2 separate regions of the Homo sapiens genome follow, and region 1 is linked to region 2. A link is a contact called in ENCODE Hi-C data. All regions are on one chromosome and are shown on one strand. Each heading gives the region's core, a stretch centred on a gene start or an enhancer-like site at or near the end of the contact. The rest is flanking DNA. Distances are from core to core; before and after follow the strand shown. Region 1 holds the start of ZBTB17 (zinc finger and BTB domain containing 17). Region 2 overlaps ARHGEF19 (Rho guanine nucleotide exchange factor 19).

The links. A loop is a pair of places that touch in the nucleus more often than their neighbours do. Pooled maps may share reads with other maps.
Region 1: a map of naive thymus-derived CD4-positive, alpha-beta T cell shows a loop between it and region 2 (3-fold over the local background). The contact joins the promoter of ZBTB17 here to the enhancer-like site in region 2. A Hi-C loop is called at or near these places in 1 of 168 maps with a recorded cell type or tissue (naive thymus-derived CD4-positive, alpha-beta T cell), 3 of 37 single-sample maps with no recorded cell type and 8 of 50 pooled maps.

What each region holds. Positions count from the first base shown.
Region 1 is chr1:15,974,159-15,977,441 of GRCh38, forward strand. ZBTB17 (zinc finger and BTB domain containing 17) reads right to left here and starts at 1,943. Exons shown (of 16, transcript NM_003443.3): 1 at 1,825-1,943. RefSeq lists enhancers at 807-916, 1,808-2,307 and silencers at 1,337-1,666, 1,707-1,806.
Region 2 is chr1:16,205,341-16,208,623 of GRCh38, forward strand. It overlaps ARHGEF19 (Rho guanine nucleotide exchange factor 19), which reads right to left. Exons shown (of 16, transcript NM_153213.5): 3 at 2,604-2,885; 4 at 2,335-2,437; 5 at 2,182-2,258; 6 at 1,608-1,870; 7 at 840-1,000; 8 at 591-743; 9 at 198-327; 10 at 11-85. Among named protein-coding and RNA genes, the nearest start is that of ARHGEF19, 5.7 kb to the right of the region's middle. RefSeq lists silencers at 1,186-1,255, 1,456-1,905 and enhancers at 1,952-2,925, 2,926-3,283. Within about 2 kb of position 1,316, at least 39 of the 41 ENCODE cell types and tissues checked have a DNase peak (open chromatin) inside an H3K27ac peak, as active enhancers do.

The sequences.
Region 1 (3,283 bases), core at 693-3,192, 230 kb before region 2:
CCAGCCTGGGTGACAGAGCAAGACGTAGTCTCAAAAAAAAAAAACAAAAACAAAAACAAAAAAAACCTGATTCTTTTATTTCAGGCTGGAAATAAAAGAATCCTCCCACCTCAGCCTTCCAAGAAGCTGGGACCACCAGAGGTGTACTCCACCATGCCCGGCTATTTTTTTTTTCCTTTTTTTTTTTTTTTCTTTTAATAAAGATGGGGTCTTGCCATGTTGCCCAGGCTTGTCTCAAACTCCTGGGCTCAAATGATCATCCCACGTTGGCCTCCCAAAGTGCTAGAATTACAGAGTAAGCCACCGCACCTGGCCACAGATCTGATTCTTAAATGGCTTCCCATTAACCTAAAGTTTAAAGTCCTTAACTAGGTTTACAACGTCCCCTAAGACCAGACCACAGCTTGCTGCTGCTTTTTTTTTTTTTCTTTTTTGAGACGGAATCTCGCTCTGTCGCCCAGGCTGGAGTGCAGTGGCGCCGTTTCGGCTCACTGCAACCTCCGCCTCCTGCGTTCGAGCGATTCTCATACCTCAGCCTCCTGAGCAGCTGGGACTACAGGCGCGCGCAAGCACGACCGGCTAATTTTTGTATTTTTAGTAGAGACGGGGGTTTCACCATATTGGCCAGGCTGGTCTCGAACTCCTGACCTCAAGTGATCTGCCCGCCTGGGCCTCCCAAAGTGCTGAGATTACAAGCGTGAGACAACGAGCCCGGCCCAGTCTGCTTCTTTATTTAGCCTGATCTCTCTCTCCTCTCTCTACGAAGATGAGTTTTCTCACAAACTACACCCTTAACTGGGAATACCCGTTTTCCTGCCTCACTCCGCTGAGCTTCCCTTAGATCTTAGCTTTCTGGGGGACAGAAGCCTCCCGGGATTCCCCCTAGGCTGAGTGATGTGTCTCTACTCCGTGCTTCAGAGGAAGGAGGGCTTTCTGCCCTCGCAGCAGTATCAGAATTGCTGATTTACCTGTATGTCTCCCACATGGGTCTCTGAGCTCTGGGTGACAATGGTGATACAATTAATAACAGCAACAAACACACAGCATTTACTTTGTACCCATAAGTGTTCTAGGAGCCTCATTTCCCCTTTATTACAATCTTAGGAGGCTGATTTTATTATCATCTCTGCTTAAAGGATGAATAAACCCAGGCAGAGAGAAAAAGCCAAAAGTGCCTAAGGTCACAGCAGGGAATGGGGATTCAAACCCCGCTGCTGGGCTCCACGGTTCACACTCCTAACTCCAGGATCGAGGATCCTGGAGGATCGAGTCCGCCCGCATCACTCGCTCTAGCTTCACCATCTATCAGGTGCTGAACCACCGTCCGCAGTACGAATGAATGAATGAAATGCTTTTATACAGGGACAGCGTCGGCCTCCTCTGTCAGCTCCTCCTAGGCCCGGGCAGCCCCGCTCCCTCCCGCCCCGGCCGGCCGACAGGAGCTGCCCCGGCACTGCGCTCCCTCGCGGCCGCAGAACGCCCACCCTCGACAGCGCGCGGGGTCAAGGGGCGGTGACAGCCGTGCGGCGGGGGCGGAGATGCTACCAGCTGGGGTGTCATCCAGCCCGGGAGGTGACACGCGCCCCCTCGCCCGGGCGGTCGCCTGGCCGCCCACTCCCCGCCAGCACGCCCGGCGACGCCCCCCGCCCCGCCACCCCACAATCTCCCGCCCAGCGGTGTCCCCTCAGCCCCGGTTGGCGTCCCATTCCACTTCCCTCCCCTCCCCCACACAACCGTCACCGGCGTCCCACCGCGCCCCATCCTCCGCCGCCTCCGCCCCGGCTCCCGGGACTTCCCCGGCCCCGGGCGATTGTTGACACTCACCTGCCATGTCCCGGACCCCACCGCAGAGGGAGGTGCATCACGGCCGCGAGAAGGCCGGGGACGGCACTCCAGAGCAGACAAAGGGCGCCGCCATGTTAGAGTCGGGCGGAACCGACCTCGCAGGCTTCCCGGCTGCAACTTCCGGCGCATGCGCAGCGTCCTCGCTAGGAGAGCGCCCATAGACAGACGCATGCGCCTAGCTATCCAAAAGTTCCACCTTACAGTACTTCGGCGCTCAGAGTTGTCCTCATTGTACCCCTGCCTTGGTTTCTCTTCCAAATATAACAGTAACATCATGTGTTCAGCTCTTACTGTGTGCCAGGCACTGTGTTAAGCGCTTTACATGCATTATCTCTTTAAATCCTCACACCAATTATAAGATAGTATTATTCTCCTAATTTTAAAAAAGGGAAAACAGACTCAAAAAGTGTAAATCAATGTCCATGGTCACATATCTTGTAAGTGGTGGACCGGAGATATGAATCTACTTGTGGCTTCAAAGCTGCAGATCCCAGTTGTGTTTTTCTACCTTCTAAACCGAACATTATCCCCTTCCCTGATTGTCTTGGACGTGAATAAAGGTGTCTGAAAACAAAAGTGTCTGCAGACTTGCATGGCCCCTCCGTGGCCCCTCTTCTACCTTTTTGGTAGCTCTAGGCCACTGACTTCTCCACTTTCTCACAGTCTGAGGGCTTTCTCCTTTGTTTACTTCTAGGCCTGCATATTTTCCATAATCTATAATTTTAACAACACTCTTGCCACTACTGTAAGCTCTTTTGCCCCCTTGCCTTTTTGTCACATGGATTTGGTAAGAATACCAACGCTGTGTGAATCCAAATGCACCTTTTCTCTTTGTTAGCTCCCAAACAGCCAAGCACAGCTGAAGAAAGTATGCAGTGGGGAGACTGTTCCCTAGAGATTCATGTCCACTAGCCTTCAGTGGGATGCAACATATGCCAATCTGGCAACTCACTCCTGTCTTCACAATGGCTAGAGAAACAAAAAAGCCCAGCAGTTGACTTCACCCCTTCTTGTCTTTAGGTTTTTTTTTTTTTTTTGGAGACAGAGTCTCACTCTGTCTTCCAGGCTGGAGTGCAGTGGCGCTGTCTCGGTTCACTGCAAGCTCCGCCTCCCGGGTTCACGCCATTCTCCTGTCTCAGCCTCCAGAGTAGCTGGGACTACAGGCGCCCGCCACAACACCTGGCTAATTTTTTGTATTTTTAGTAGAGACGGGGTTTCACCATGTTAGCCAGGATGGTCTCGATCTTCTGACCTCGTGATCCACCTGCCTCAGCCTCCCAAAGTGCTGGGATTACAGGCGTGAGCCGCCGTGCCCGGCCGTCTTTCTTTTCTTTCTTTTTTTTTTTTTTAGATGGGGTCTCGCTATGTTGCCCGGCTGGACTGAAACCCCTAGGCTTAAGCATCCCATTTCAACCTCCCCAGTAGCTGAGACTACAGG
Region 2 (3,283 bases), core at 66-2,565:
CCCAGCTCACCTCCTTGAGCGCATTGAAGGCCTTGGTGGCCATGTCTTCGTCTTCAGAGCCCTGTGCTGTCCGCTTCAGGATGTTCTGGAAGGTGGGATCAGCACAATGAGGCAGTCCTCATACTCCCGAGACCCGGCCCGCCCACAGGTGTATCTCCCTCGCCCAGCCCTCACTGTGGCCTGTCCCCTCGAGGTACCTCCACCAACATCTTGAGGCGGGTGATCCTCTGGAAGGGCAGGATAAGGAAGGAGGTAAGGGGCAGACGCTGGCACACAGGAGACTCCTCCAGGCGAGCCAGGATGCCAGGGAACCTGGGGTTCTCCAGGCTGGAAAATGGGGAGGACTCTGGAATCACAGGTAGGCCTGAATTCCTGGGATCCACAACCCTGGCCATCCACGGGGTCCTCAGGGGGCTTCTCAGCACATCCTTACTGCCCTTTGGGGTTGCATCTCACCTTATCCTGGTCACAGAGACCTTTTCAGGGACCCCTCCCCTCCCAGAGTCACCTTACGTCACCCAGCCCTCAGTGCCTACACCTGCCTGAGACTCCCTCCACGCCCCCGCCCCTTTCAGAGCCCCCAGCCCTACAGCAGGCGCTGGTAGGTGCGCTCCTGGTAGGCCTGGTTGGTGACATAGGGCAGGTAGACTCTGCGGAAGGCCGGGCAGTGGTCCAGCACCACGTCGCACACGCTGAAGCGCAGCACATCTGCCTCCAGCCGCTGCTCCAGGTCCTGCAGGAACCTGAGGAGTCAGAGCCAGGATGGAGACCCCAGATCTGGGAGCTGGCCAACCACTGGCTCCGTCCCCACCCCGGGCCAGGCCAGACCACTTCTTCACCTCTCGCTGGTGCTCTTGACCTCGGGCAGTTTGGAAAACAGCCACTGCTTGTCCTGCGCCCCCAGACACTCGCTCAGCTCGGCAGAGCCTAAGAAGTGGCCCACAGCCACCGACAGGCTGTGGATGTAGGAGGCCTCGGAGGTGATCAGCTCAAACTTGGCCTGAGGGAGGGCACACACGGGGTCGAAAGGGCAGGACCAGTTCACCTCGGAGGCCCTGGCCTCACATCCCCAGACCCCAGGACGCCACACCTCGCGTCCTCGCCCCTTCTCTAGCCCCACTCCTAATCTGGCGCCGGGCGGGCCCGGCGACCCACGTCCCGCCGCGGGAAATTGTGCAAGCCTTTCCTGTCCTCGATCCCGCCCCTCTCCTAAGCCCCGCCCCGACGCGTTCTTCCCAGAGCCCCGCCCACCCCCCAGGTCCCGCCCCTGATCCTGGCCCCGCCTTGTTCCGCGCCCACCAGGCGTTTGCTCTTCCAATGGTTCCGCTCCTCATCCGGCCCTGTCCTATCCTAGGTTTCGTCCCGCTGGCTCCGCCCCCTACCCGCACCCAAGCCCGGCTCCCCTCGCCTCTCGCTCAGCGGCTTGCTGTCCTCGCTTCCAGACGGCCTCGTGTAGTCAGGTCCTAGAGCCAACCTTCCGCGCGGACAGTCGCGCCAGCAACCCCCTTTGTGTGTCCCCCTCCCTCTATGGCCCGGTTCCCGCTAAGTCCCCGGACCGCGTACTCCCCGGCCCGCCCCCGCCCCGCCGGGTCCCCGCGCGCGCCCACCTCCTGCAGCTTGCAGTCCCGCAGGCTCAGCGTGGCCAGGACGCCGCTGCCGCGTACGTCGGGGATATCCTGCCACAGCGAGAAGGTGGAGCCTCGCGCCGAGCGCTGCGCCCGGAAGGAGCTGCTGGGGGAGAGGTTGGCCCGCGGCGGCCCCGGCCCCTCCTCTGCGCCCTCGGCCTCGTCCCCCGGGCCCTCCTCCTCGCGCTGCTGCCGCCGCAGTTCGCGGGCGCTGGCCACGTCGCTGTATTCCTGATAGAGGACGGCTGGGGGAAAGACGGGCGGGGGAGAGCGTGGGGCGCCCGCCAGCCCCTGCCCGGCTTTTCCTCGGTTCCCTCAAGAGCCCGCGTCACTTAACCTTTGCCGCGGTTCGGATATCTGGACACAGTGAATTCATTCATTCATTCATTCATTCCATAAACAAATTGAGCACCTACTGAGTGCTAGATACCGACAGTTCCATTCTCCGTTTCTCACTCGATCCCTACCTCTCAACTCTCCAAACCCTCTTTTCCCCGTTTCCACACCGCAGCCCCTTCCTCCGTTACCTCCTCCCAGGGACCCCCCTCCCACGTACAGTTAAGGAGGAATCGAGACTGGCGCCGCTCGTTGGTGCTCCTGGACCCCAAAGGCGGCTCTTCCTGTGTGTCTAGCCTAGGAAAGAGAGAGCGTCACGGCCCTAGTTCGCCTGCACCCTGTCTCGGACCCAAGCCCAAACGGGAGGTGGTACCTGGGCTCGGACCAATCGCCCTCTCGTGAGTCACCAGGGGCTGGCCGCGACACCCGGTCCCCGCTCATCTCTACACTTCGAGCCTCCATTCCAGATGCTTTCCCTGGAGAGGGCGAGAACTGAGGGTGGGGGGTCCAGAGAGTGGGCCTGGGGCCTGGGCCCCGGCCCAGGCACCCTGACGGCCTCAGGCGGCCGGTGAGTGGGCATCGCCCACCCCCACCCCCACCCGGCATCTGGCTGCCCTCAGGGCCCATGGGAGGAGCTGGTACCTTCCCGGGCTGCTCCGGTGCCTGACCCAGAGATGAGTGCCCGGGCTGCTGAATTCCGCCCCAGGCGCAGAGAAGAGTGCAGCCGGGTCATCAGCTCCGATGCCGAGAAGCGCCTCCGCTCAGGACCTTCGAGGCTCACTCGGGTGGACCCAGACAACTCCACCCTGGGCTCCTCTGTGCTCAGGGCCTGCTCTTGCACTACCTGGCCAGGCTCTAGGAAGACAGCGTGGGCCTCGGGGCAGCCGGGGACCTCTTCACGCTGGTACACCCGCATCTTGCGCCCTAGGGTTGGGGGCAAGGAGTGAGAGCACGGGCTGGGGTCTCCCCCAACCTCCTCCCTGCTGCTGCCCCTGGCCCTGAGCACCTGGGGAGGTTCAGGCACCATGCCCAAGGGAAGGGCCTGTGTTTCTGCTAGCATCTGGTCCCCAGAGCCCTGGGGTCCACGAGAGGGGTAAGGAGAGCACAGGGCCTGGCTGCAGTAGACAGAGGGATCAGGCTGCCCAGAATGGTGACTCACTCACTGCATAACCTTGGACAAGTCACTTGCCTTCCCTGAGCCCCACTAGTTTCCTTATCACTAATCTACCACTTGTCCTGACTTTTGGGGGAACCTTGGGACATAAAGGTTAAGGAGCTGCCCAGCCCCTCCCCTATCCCCCTGCCATGGCACCCACACCCGC